Linked DNA regions of Homo sapiens: all the other regions are linked to region 2. Evidence: chromatin contacts called from ENCODE Hi-C or POLR2A ChIA-PET data. All regions are on one chromosome and are shown on one strand. Each heading gives the region's core, a stretch centred on a gene start or an enhancer-like site at or near the end of the contact. The rest is flanking DNA. Distances are from core to core; before and after follow the strand shown. Region 1 holds the start of ANKRD26 (ankyrin repeat domain containing 26). Region 2 has its middle 28 kb from the start of MPP7-DT. Region 3 has its middle 25 kb from the start of SVIL. Region 4 holds the start of MASTL (microtubule associated serine/threonine kinase like).

Evidence for each region. Hi-C counts contacts between places; a loop is a spot of excess contacts on that map. ChIA-PET counts read pairs that join two places held with the same protein, here RNA polymerase II (POLR2A). Pooled maps may share reads with other maps.
Region 1: a loop to region 2 is called in a map of CD8-positive, alpha-beta T cell, with 5 times the contacts of the local background. The contact joins the promoter of ANKRD26 here to the enhancer-like site in region 2. A Hi-C loop is called at or near these places in 4 of 168 maps with a recorded cell type or tissue (CD8-positive, alpha-beta T cell and naive thymus-derived CD4-positive, alpha-beta T cell) and 9 of 50 pooled maps.
Region 3: a loop to region 2 is called in a map of CD4-positive, alpha-beta memory T cell, with 12 times the contacts of the local background. The contact joins two enhancer-like sites. A Hi-C loop is called at or near these places in 1 of 168 maps with a recorded cell type or tissue (CD4-positive, alpha-beta memory T cell), 1 of 37 single-sample maps with no recorded cell type and 7 of 50 pooled maps.
Region 4: a loop to region 2 is called in a map of naive thymus-derived CD4-positive, alpha-beta T cell, with 25 times the contacts of the local background. The contact joins the promoter of MASTL here to the enhancer-like site in region 2. A Hi-C loop is called at or near these places in 3 of 168 maps with a recorded cell type or tissue (CD4-positive, alpha-beta memory T cell, CD8-positive, alpha-beta T cell and naive thymus-derived CD4-positive, alpha-beta T cell) and 12 of 50 pooled maps. POLR2A ChIA-PET finds 5 or more read pairs at or near these places in 7 of 52 experiments (CD4-positive, alpha-beta T cell, CD4-positive, alpha-beta memory T cell, CD8-positive, alpha-beta memory T cell and 4 more).

What each region holds. Positions count from the first base shown.
Region 1 is chr10:27,099,049-27,101,748 of GRCh38, forward strand. ANKRD26 (ankyrin repeat domain containing 26) reads right to left here and starts at 1,446. Exons shown (of 34, transcript NM_014915.3): 1 at 1,037-1,446. The coding sequence starts at 1,278. RefSeq lists an enhancer at 883-942 and a silencer at 1,113-1,292.
Region 2 is chr10:28,329,877-28,332,749 of GRCh38, forward strand. It overlaps a transcript of MPP7 not described here. Among named protein-coding and RNA genes, the nearest start is that of MPP7-DT, 28 kb to the left of the region's middle. Within about 2 kb of position 1,380, at least 5 of the 41 ENCODE cell types and tissues checked have a DNase peak (open chromatin) inside an H3K27ac peak, as active enhancers do; they include CD4-positive, alpha-beta T cell and CD8-positive, alpha-beta T cell, where a contact is called at or near this core.
Region 3 is chr10:29,658,369-29,661,068 of GRCh38, forward strand. It overlaps a transcript of SVIL not described here. Among named protein-coding and RNA genes, the nearest start is that of SVIL, 25 kb to the left of the region's middle. RefSeq lists an enhancer at 168-1,367. Within about 2 kb of position 1,348, at least 25 of the 41 ENCODE cell types and tissues checked have a DNase peak (open chromatin) inside an H3K27ac peak, as active enhancers do.
Region 4 is chr10:27,154,047-27,156,746 of GRCh38, forward strand. It overlaps MASTL (microtubule associated serine/threonine kinase like), which reads left to right and starts at 1,306. Exons shown (of 12, transcript NM_001172303.3): 1 at 1,306-1,566. The coding sequence starts at 1,381. It overlaps YME1L1 (YME1 like 1 ATPase), which reads right to left and starts at 338. Exons shown (of 19, transcript NM_014263.4): 1 at 132-338. The coding sequence starts at 164. RefSeq lists enhancers at 1,068-1,127, 1,748-1,997 and silencers at 1,188-1,397, 1,195-1,393.

The DNA of each region.
Region 1 (2,700 bases), core at 196-2,695, 1.2 Mb before region 2:
GGCACGATCTTGGCTCACTGCAACCTCTGCCTCCCAGGTTCAAGCGATTCTCCTGCCTCAGTCTTCGGAGTAGCTGAGATTACAGGCTCCCACCACCATGCCTAGCTAATTTTTGTATTTTTAGTAGAGACGGGGTTTCACCATGTTGGCCAAGCTGGTCTCGAACTTCTGACCTCAGGATATCCGCTTGCCTTGGTCTCCTAAAATGCTGGGTTTACAGGCGCGAGCCACCACGCCTGGCCTCTACTGCCACTTTCAATGGTCACATATTATCATGCACTGACATTTATTCACAAAATCCATTCTATGGGTTCTCCTTAATACACTGCTTAAGCAATGCTGAGAAAAACAAATTACTTGTATATCTATTTCCTAAAGGCATTTTATTTCTTTTTCTTTTTGAAAGATAGGGTCTTGCTCTGTTGTCACTGACATACCTCACTGCAGCCTAGAACTCCTGGGCTCAAGTGATGCTCCTGCCTCAGCCTTCCAAGTAGCTGAGACTATTAGAGTTGGGGGGGGGGGTCTCGCTATAATGCCCAGGCTGGCCTTGAACTCCTGGCCTCAAGCAATCCTCCCGCCTCAGCCTCCCGAAGTGCTGTGATTACAGGCGCGAGCCACCGCGCCTGACGAATAACAGATTTTATAGAAATAATTTTTAACCCAGAAGTTGCTATATTATGGAAACTGCTTATCTCATTATGCACCTTTCCATAAGTGTATGACATTGTATCTTAAATGTGTACATTAAAAATAAAACGCTGTACGTGCTTTTGTTCGTTAATTCACTTTAAAATTGTCACTTAAGTGCTCTCTAAGGGATTTCGGGGGGATCGGAAACCAGCTAGAGTTCTGTTTTTGTTTTTCTGCTCAGAAAGGCGGCCTGGGCGCTGGAGCCCTGCAAGGTGTCACCGTCCCAGGGGCTACGGAGCCCGCGGGAGGCTGATCCAGGCCCTGGGTGGCTCCCACAAAAGGGGCCCCTCTTCCTGCCCGCCTACTCCAGTGGCACTCAGTCCGGGCTTGCGACGCCTATTACCTGTTCATCTTGTCTCTATCGTTCAAGCCATTCTTCCTGAGCAAAAGGATCTGCTGCACTTTCGCCACATTACCCGCGCTGGCAGCTTTGTGGATCTTGCCGAGATCTCGGTCTCGGACGTGGTAGCCGGGCTGCGAGTAGGCGCCCTCCCCCGGCTCGCCCCCGCCTCCCGCGCTGCTCCTCTGCCGCCGCGCGAAGGAGCCCAAGGGCGACTCGCCCTTCTTACTAAAAATCTTCTTCATGGCCCAGGCGACCGGGCTTCAGAGACACCTCATGTCTCTCTCGGCTCTTAACGGCCTCCGGAGCCCAACATAACAAGTCAGCCCCGGCTGGCCGCAGCCTCCCAAAGGAAACTCCGCGGTTTCCAATCTCTCCCTCCGGGTTACCAAGCAAGCGATCCCGCTAGACACAAGTGCGCATGCGCACCTCAGATGGCAAGGTCCACGCGCGTGCGCACGAAGGCCCAGTGGTCAAGTGTGCTCCATGCGCATGTGCAAGGCCCAGACCTCGCAAATCTCGGCGACTGGGACGAGCCCTGCGTTCCTGTCAAACAAATGTCGGTGGGAGTCTGGCTGAGTGTTCAGGACGTTTGCGAAAAGAAGCCTCGCGCCTGTGGGGAAGCAGCCTTTACGCATGACTGGGACTGGAGTAGCGTGGAGTTTTAAGATGCTGAAAGCCTCTTCTCCGAGAAAACTCCCCTAAGAAACTCTCTGAATCTCCCTATCTCTCAGTTTATTCCCCTTCCATGTCCCTTTGGGTGCCATCTGGTCTCCATGAGAACTTAACAGATGCAACAACAGAGGGCACAGGATTTCGGAGATCGTGGCATATGTGTCAAGTGCAGAGGGCACAGGATTTCGGAGATCGTGGCAATATGTGTCAAGTGCAAACTTACGAGGAGAAACCAATGCACATTCTCCAGAAGAAATGAGAACGCATTTCTGCATGCCTCCTTCCCCCACCCCTCTGCCTTTGGCCCAGCCTTATGTTTTATTTTTTGCTTTTGATTTTCCAAGGTTACATCTCTTTCTTCTTTTTTTTTTTTTTTTCCCCAACAGAGTCTCGCTTTGTCGCCCAGACTGTAGTGCAGTGGTGCAATCACGGCTCACTGCAGTCTCCACCTCCTGGGCTCAACGATACTCCCACCTCAGCCTCCTGAGTGAGTAGCTGAGACTACAGACGCAAGCCACCACGCCCGGCTATTTTTGCATTTTTTGTAGAGACAGGGTCTCACCATGTTGCCCAGGCTGGTCTCCGACTCCAGGGCTCAAATGATGCTCCCATCTCAGCCTCCCAAAGTGCTGGGATTACAGGTGTGAACCACCACGCCCAGCCTAGATTGAATAATTTGACAACAAATTGGAATTAGCAACGCAGACGTCAAGTGGAGTCTCAGCAGAAATTGCTGCTGGAATGCACCTCCATAGCTCTGGACAGCTCTAGGGTCCCTTGTGGAGGAGGTGGCTGGCCCCAGAACAGGCGTCTTTATTGCCAAGTGAGAAATGAGCAAAAACAAAACAACACTTCTCAGGCCTCTCCAGCTTAGCTAGATCAAATGGTTTTGATGTGGGAGAGTGGTTTCCACTATCGTCACCAAGAATTTTCCTCCTACACTACCCCAGCTAGAAAGTTATGTTGTCTCCTCAACACTCCCCAAGGTGATC
Region 2 (2,873 bases), core at 130-2,629:
AGGCTTGGGGTCTAATCCCAGCTCCTGACTAAAATGCTCTAATGATAAATACCTTTCTCCCTTCTCTTTATTGTGAGTTTTCACATTTGTGCAGCAAAAAGAGTGATACTTCTCCTTTTCTTCCTGCTTTGAGGTAAAATAAGGATAAATGAGACAATTCGGTGAGGTGCTGTTAATAGCTTCCCAACAGGTACCACATAGCATCTACCAAACACACCTGCCATACTCACTAACAAGAATACTACTTGCAGAGTTTTCATGTTGGTAATAGTGGAGTACCTTATATCAGCTGAGCTTCCTTTCAACGACAACTATAAATGCTGAAATAGTTTTTGAAAATGATTTGAAGGCACTGGAGGGTGACTAAAATCAGGTCAAAACTGAACTGTGCAATGGCACACACCTGTAATCCCAGCTGCTTGGGAGGCTGAAGGAGAAGGATGGCTTGAGCCCAGGAGTTGGGAAGAGAAGAAATTCCAAAATGTCTAAAATAGGCTCAAATAGTACACTGTGATCACACCTGTGAATAGCTACTGTGCTCTGACCTGCCCAACTTAGCAAGATCTCATCTTTAAACAGAAAAGATTTTTTATTAATTTTTAGACTTTTTTAAAAAAAGCAGGAAGAGACTGGGTAAAAGCTTCACTTATGTGGCTTTTCCTCTAAGAGCACTCTCTGGCCTATGCAATATGGGGTGGCTAGAACTCAGGAAGAAAGCCACAGTCTTATTGAATTATTGGGGGATCAGAGGATAAAATATGGGGTTGCTTTTTTTGTTTTTTGGTTTTGGTTTTTTAAGATGGGATCTTGCTCTGTCACCCAGGCTGGAGTGCTGTGGTGCAATTATAACTCACTGTAAAATTGAGCTTCTGGGCTCAAATGATTCTCTCACCTCAGCCTCCCAAGTAGCTGGGACTACAAGTGCACACCACTATGCCTGGTTAATTTTTTAGAATTGTTTTTCGTAGAGTTGAGGGTCTCCCCATGTTGCCCAGACTAGTCTCAAACTCCTAGGCTCAATTAATCCTCCTGCCTCAGCCTCCCAAAATGCCAGTATTACAGGTGTTAGCCACAGCACCTGTCCTGATCCATCTTGTTATTCTTTAACACAGTACCGTATTCATTTTGTTGCACTGAGGACAATTTGAAATTATGTGTGTCATACTTGTTTATTTACCATCTACCCCACTAGAATATAAATTAAATGAGGGCAGAGTCATATCTACTTTGTTCACTGTTTACCTAGCTTGGGATCTAGCATCTAGCAGGTGCTCAACAAATATTTGATGAATTAATGAAAAAAGGGAAATGTCTTCAGAGTCCATTTAGACTTTCTCTGGCTTCCCATCTCAGTGGCTACTCATTGAGTGGGTCCTGCCTTCAATTAACTTCCTTCTTCTCTTCCTTTCTACACTAACCTCACTGAGGGGAGGAGCCTCAGGGAAGTTACAAGGGTAAGTTTCTAATGTCAAATGCAGGAGAAGGTCTTGGAAACTATTTTAAGTAATTATAAGTATGAATTATGATATGAATTATAAGGCAAGAAACCACATATGCAATATAATAGTACAATATTTAACCCTAATTGTTGGTCTCGCTCATAATTTACCCAGTCAGCCTGTGATGAGAGTTATAATACAAGCTAAAGAGGATATTTTTAAAAAGCAATTTTCAGTTTGTAGGGTTTTTAAAAATTATTAGTATTATTATTATTATTTGAGACAGAGTCTCGCTGTCACCCAGGCTGGAGTGCAGTGGCATAATCTCGGCTCACTGCAAGCTCCACCTCCAGGGTTCAAGCGATTCTTGTGCTTCAGTTTCCTGAGTAGCTGGGATTACAGGTGCACACCACCATGCCCAGCTAATTTTTGTATTTTTAGTAAAGATGAGATTTCACCATATTGGCCAGGCTGGTCTTGAACTCCTGGCCTCAAGTGTTTCAGCCACCTCAGCCTCCCAAAGTGCGGGAATTACAAGCATGAACCATCTTGCCTGGCCTTAAAAGATATTATCTTTATATAGAAATGAGAACAATTTGTATTCCTACAATTCATCTCCTTGGTATTGCTGAAGTCACAGGCACTAATTCCAGGTTGCAGATGTTTAGAAATTGTATTTCTGCCCTCTATAAGAGAATATAAAGCTACTGACTCACTGGTAATTGAACAAGCATTTGCTTTGTTTATTCAGCTGTGGTACTGGTGTGGGTTATTCCTTCAACCACAGTTCTTGAGCTCCTTTCCCAGCCACCAGAAGAAATTGAGTTTTTTTCTTACAAAAAGCTGCAAGTCTTCATTTCATTAACACCACGTTTTAAGCAACTTAGATAATGTTTGAGACACGTACATTGCCAGTTTGTCAAATGTATGCGTGTGTGTGTGTGTGTGTGTGTGTGTGTGTGTTTAATAAATTGCGGCTAATCTTGGGTACAGAATTTCCATTTCCCATCTATTTCTCTAAGGGCTGTCCTAACTATATTTCCCTCTTACTTATGATGTAACTTAAAGTTGAAAGGATATCATTTAAAAATTTCAAAGCATGGGAGTTTTAAAGTTATTATTTTACAGTTGGCAGTTTACACACATTTTGTGATCTAAATAGTGCAATGGCATGAATTAGAATATAAATAGTATAAACCTGTTAGAAATAGGTATAGTTAGAAAACTTTATCATAGTATTGTGCATGTGTATAAAATCAACAGGTTTTGAGCACTTAAATTGTAGCACTTACTCTCCAATATGTTACTACATTTAACTCTGAAACAACTCTGTAAGGTAAGTTATTATTTGCCCCCCATTTTTTGAGATAGGGTCTCACTCTATTACCCAGGCTAGAGTGCAGTGGCACAATCATAGTTCACTACAGCCTTGAA
Region 3 (2,700 bases), core at 98-2,597, 1.3 Mb after region 2:
CTGGGAGGACTAAAATTGTATTATTTGGTCTATAAGCAAGAATCATTTTTGGTAAATATGAGTACTTTCTAAATTCAAATTTAAAATCAGATCCAAATATAGGGATGGCCAGGCATGGTGGCTCCCACCTGTAATCCTGGCACTTTGGAAGGTTGAAGTGGGAGGACTGCTTGAGGCCAGGAGTTCAAGACCAGTCTGCAACAAAGTGAAACCCTGTCTATACAAAAAATTGAACAAATTAGCTGAGCGTGGAGGTGTGCTCCTGTGCTCCCAGCTACATGGGAGGCCAAGGCAGGAGGATCACTTGAGTCCAGGAGGTTAAGGCTGCAGTGAGCCATGTTTGGATCACTGTACTTCAGCCTGGGCAACAAGGAAGACCCTGTCTTTAAAAAAATTAAAAACAAAAGAACAAATATGGAGGCTTGGGAACAGCAGCCTTGCCACAAAGGGACAACTGAGAAAATAAGAAATGGGTTGAAATTCATCACGAAGTTGGATGGAACTAACAAAGACCCAATTCCACAGAAAAAGACATGCTGGGTGGAGAGTTAGGAGACTGGAATAACTCACCGAAGGCATCAGGGTGAGTGATTTGGCTATGACTTGGTCTATGTCAAGCATTCCAGGCAGAGACAATCTCTGCATTTATTTTCCTCAAAGAGTGAGGGGAAACCCCACCTATGCTAGAATGTACCAGAGTAGAATTAAGGCAAACATGCATTTCCCCTTGTGGTTTGCCTGACGAGGTGCAATTTGTATGAAAGATGACTCACAAGGTTACAGAGTCATTCTTTAGACTCGAGGGTTGACACTCTGTGTGGTTCTTAATGACTCAGCCTGGGAGAGGTCCCCAACACAGAAGGCTCCAGCCCTGCAATCCCAGACTACAGAGGAAAGCCCCTCGTTTATCAGCTGGTTAGTGGTTAACAAGCGTGGCTTTGGGAAGTCTTTTGTCTTAGGCTATTGAGTTCCATCTTCTCATCTCCTCTCTGTTGTCTACTCAGCACTTCCTTGTATTCTTACCGCCGGAAAAAGTCAGAAAAGAATTCACTCAAGCACAGAGGGCTCTGAACTGGGCAACAGCTGGCACCACACCAGGCATTGCAAGAAACCACAGCTGAATTCCTTGGCGCTCATTTTTATAAATATTCCACAGGAAGGATGTCAGAAGCCTGGTTTATCCAGCATAGAGAGAATGGGGTTCATCTCCAGAAGCCCAGCCCCAGAGGCAACTTCTAGGAAAAAATCATCTTGTGATGGGTGCGGGGTCAAAGGGGAGTCAGCCCATGTGAAGTTCCCACAAGGTTAAAAAATAAATTATTGTCACCACTGCCTGGTGGAATTCAGACAGTCATGAACTCATTCTTGTAAGCCACAGAGATGGTTGCGGTAAACACAGACAAATTATTGGGTTTAAGCAGACCGTTTTTTGTTCCAACAATAAAAAAAATCATTTTCCCTTTCCTCCACAAATCTCTTTATTACTAAAAAGCTTTGATGCCTTGAGAACTGGGCTAGATCAATGTAAGCCTCTCTTTTTCCCCTGGGACTCCTCCTTAGGGCTCCAAACTGGTTTAAAAAATCCTTTGCCTGCTTAGGAAAAGGAGACCCTCTTATTGAACCAGCCACAAAAGAAAGAAAAAGAAAACTACTCAAAAAGAAAACAGGGGCTGGGCACAGTGGCTCATGTCTGTAATCCCAGCACTTTGGGAGGCTGAGGCAGGAGGATGGCTTGAGGCCAGGAGTTCAAGACTAAGCTGGGCAATACAGTGAGACCTTGTCTCTACAAAAAAATTAAAAATTAGCTGGGCCTGCCTATGGTCCCAGCTACCCAACAGGCTGAGGAAGAAAGATTGTTTGGGCCCAGGAGTTGCAGGTTACAGTGAGCTACGATTGTACCACTGCGCTCCAGCTCGGGCAACAAAGCAACACCTTGCTTGACTCAAAAAAAAAATTAAAAAGGCAGGGTGGGGTGGCTCATACCTATTGTTCCAGCACTTTAGGAGGCCAAAGTGAGAGGATCAATTGAGCCCAGGAATTTGAGACCAGCCTGGGCAACATAGCAAGACCCTGTGTTTACAAAAAATATAAAAAATTAGCCAGGCATGGTGTTGCACACCTCCCAGCTACTAGGGAGGCTGAGGTGGGAGGATCGCTTGAGCCTGGGAGGTGGAGGCTGCAGTGAGCCATGGTCTCACCACTGCACTCCAGCCTAGGCCACAGAGCAAAATTCTGGTGGGGGGAACGGGCCAAGAGAATCACAAGAAGCCAAGAAGAAAGGGCAGAATAGAAACATTCTCATCCCTCCCTCTTCTTAAAGAGAGTGCTAATCTCTGCCCAGACGCTCACGTCTTCCCCTGGCTCATTCCCCTCCTGACCTCTGGAGCATGGGCTCTCAAACTCATAGTGTGCACAGCAATCGCCTTGGGGCTCTACAACTGTGAGTCCAGATAGAAGAAAATCTGCAGTGAAATCATGAGCTCAGGGACAAAGAAGGAGTTTAAAAAGCCTGTGCCTGGGCCGGGTGTGGTGCCTCACGCCTGTAATCCCAGCACTCTGCGAGGCTGAGATGGGAGGATCATGAGGTCAAGAGATCAAGACCATCCTGGCCAACATGGTGAAACCCCGTCTCTACTAAAAATACAAAAATTAGCCAGGTGTGGTGGCACATGCCTGTAGTCCCAGCTATTCGGAAGGCTG
Region 4 (2,700 bases), core at 56-2,555, 1.2 Mb before region 2:
TCCTGGGATTCGCATTGAGTACATCACTTCATTTCTAGAGTCCCTTCTGAGAAATCGCTTCCACGAGCGCAATTTGCAAACAGCCACGGGCAGGGCGGGAGGAAAAAAAATGGGCTGAATGCCTGGCTTACCTGGGGTTGCACCGTGCTCGACAAGGAAAACATCTCCGGCGGGCCCTCAGCGACCTCACCCGCCTGCCGAAACTGTGCCCCTCTGTCCACGGCCCGGCGGGGAGGCGCTGAGCCCTTCTTTTTTCCTTTTTCTCCGACCCGTTGCCCCTCACTCCTCCCAGAAACGGAAAATGGCCTCCCCTTCCTACAGCTACTGCAACGACAGACAATCCGCCCCGGAAGGCGAGGCGCTAACTCAACAGTACTTCCGGGGCAAGTGAGCGCCCACAAGGCCAAGTGCCTGCGCGTTCTTTCCCGCGGAAGTAGTTGACATTTACAAGGAGCAGCGCCCCCAAAGGTCTTTAGCTGTTTTTTAAGGGGAGAACAGCCTTTACCCTCTTTGGACTTTTTCTTCGTTTTTTTTTTTTTTGGAGACGGAGTTTCGTTCTTTCGCCCAGGCTGGCGTACAGTGGCGCGATCTCGGCTCACTGCAACCTCTGCTCCCCGGGTTCAAGCGATTCTCCTGCCTCAGCCTCCCGAGTAGCTGGGATTACAGGTGCCCGCCACCACGCCCGGCTGATTTCCTCTTAAGACTTTCTACAGCTTCCTTATGAAATCTTCTGACTGGGCCTTGAGCAATAAGGTCTTTTGCTACAATTTAGTGCTCTTTTCCTCACACTAAATCGAAAACTCTCCCTGTTGGTCCTGATCTGTTTCAGTCAGGCAAATTACATCCTGGGAAAACGTCAGATGACAGGGGAGGCCACTCGCTTCCTGCTCATCCAGTTTCGACACTTTCTGTGCTTTCATTAGCTTCCAGACCTCAGCCCTGGCCCTCGCTTTACTGTACAGTCAGAACTGGTTTCTACGCCTCGCGAGGGTGGGAGGTCGTGTATGGGAGGAGGACCGCTTCCCACCAGCCTCGTTGGGAAGCCAGGAGAAATCTCTTCAAATCCTGCGATTCAGAGTCAAGTCCCAGTCGTCCTTTTTCTGGTCGGCCCAGAACTGTTTGTGCCTCCTCCCTCATGAGGAATGATGTCAGTGGGGCCGCGGTCGCCGCCCACGAAGAGTGTAAGGCTGCGAAGTCGGGGCTTTCCCGACGCCCCCTCCGTCCGCGTCTGCGTAGGGGAGGTGACGAGGGCGGGGCGCGGCGGCGGGGTGACGTCACGGCCGCGCGCGGCGTGGGCGGAGCCTCACTTTGAACCCAGTTGGCGGGAGTGGCTGCTCGCGGAGGGGCAGTGTCTGCGGGGCCGCTGTATGCTGTCCAGCGATGGATCCCACCGCGGGAAGCAAGAAGGAGCCTGGAGGAGGCGCGGCGACTGAGGAGGGCGTGAATAGGATCGCAGTGCCAAAACCGCCCTCCATTGAGGAATTCAGCATAGTGAAGCCCATTAGCCGGGGCGCCTTCGGGAAAGTGTATCTGGGGCAGAAAGGCGGCAAATTGTATGCAGTAAAGGTAGGAAGTCAACGAGTAGCAAGGAAGGGGTTAGGCCCTTCGGCCCTCCTTCCTGCCCCACCGGCTTGGGCAGGCCCCGGGGTTGCTGGAGCGAGGAGTCTGGGTGGCCTGGCTTGCTGAAGCCTCCAGAGCCCTGCGAGCTGACTTCTTTTTGGGGCGACATCAGCGGTCGGGTCGGGTGTCTCGCCTCTGTTCCGCCCTTCCCTCCATATCTCAGATGCCCAGTGAGAACAGCAAAGTTTGACTCTCTTCTCCCTGCCCAGCGTTAGCAAATGAGGAAACTGAGGCCAAAGGCAAAGGGACTTGACCGAGGTGATTACATCGGTCTTAGTACAACAGGCACTTAAAGCCAAAGCCGTGATTCGTAGTCTCACCCTGGCTTGAGTTAGGTTTCTTTTTTATTTTTTTTTGAGGCGGAGTCTTGCTCTGTTTCCCAGGCTGGAGTGCAGTGGCGCAATCTCGACTCACTGCAAGCTCCGCCCCCCGGGTTCACGCCATTCCCCTGCCTCGGCCTCCCGACGAGCTGGGACTACAAGCGCCCGTCACCACGCCCGGCTGATTTTTTGTATTTTTAGTAGAGACGGGGTTTCTTTAGTAGAGACGGGGTTTCACCGTGTTAGCCAGGATGGTCTCGATTCCCTGACCTCGTATTCCGCCCGCCTCGGCCTCCCAAAGTGCTGGGATTACTGGCGTGAGCCACCGCGCCCGGCGAGTTAGGTTTCTAAATCCAAAAGGTTTTTAGTAATTAGTGGTTTTGTTTACCTTGTTTGCTTTGACGTGCAGAATCGTCGAAATTTTTCTACCACAGAAGAGTGATTAATCTGTAGGCACTGATAACTTTTTAAGTTTTATTCTTAACCAGAAGAAAGATTACTATTTTCTGAGAAGTCTTTAATAATTTTTTTTTAAGACAGTCTTTCTCTGTCGCCCAGGCTGGAGTGCTGTGGTGCAGTCTCGGCTCCCTGCAGCCTCTGCCTCCTGGGTTCAAGCGATTCTCCTGTCTCAGCCTCCCGAGTAGCTGGGATTACAGGCGCGCGCCACCATGCCTGGCTGATTTGTGTAGTTTTTTTTTTAGCCGAGATTGAATTTAGCCAGGTTGTTTTGGTTATGTTGGCCAGGCTGGTCTGGAGCTCC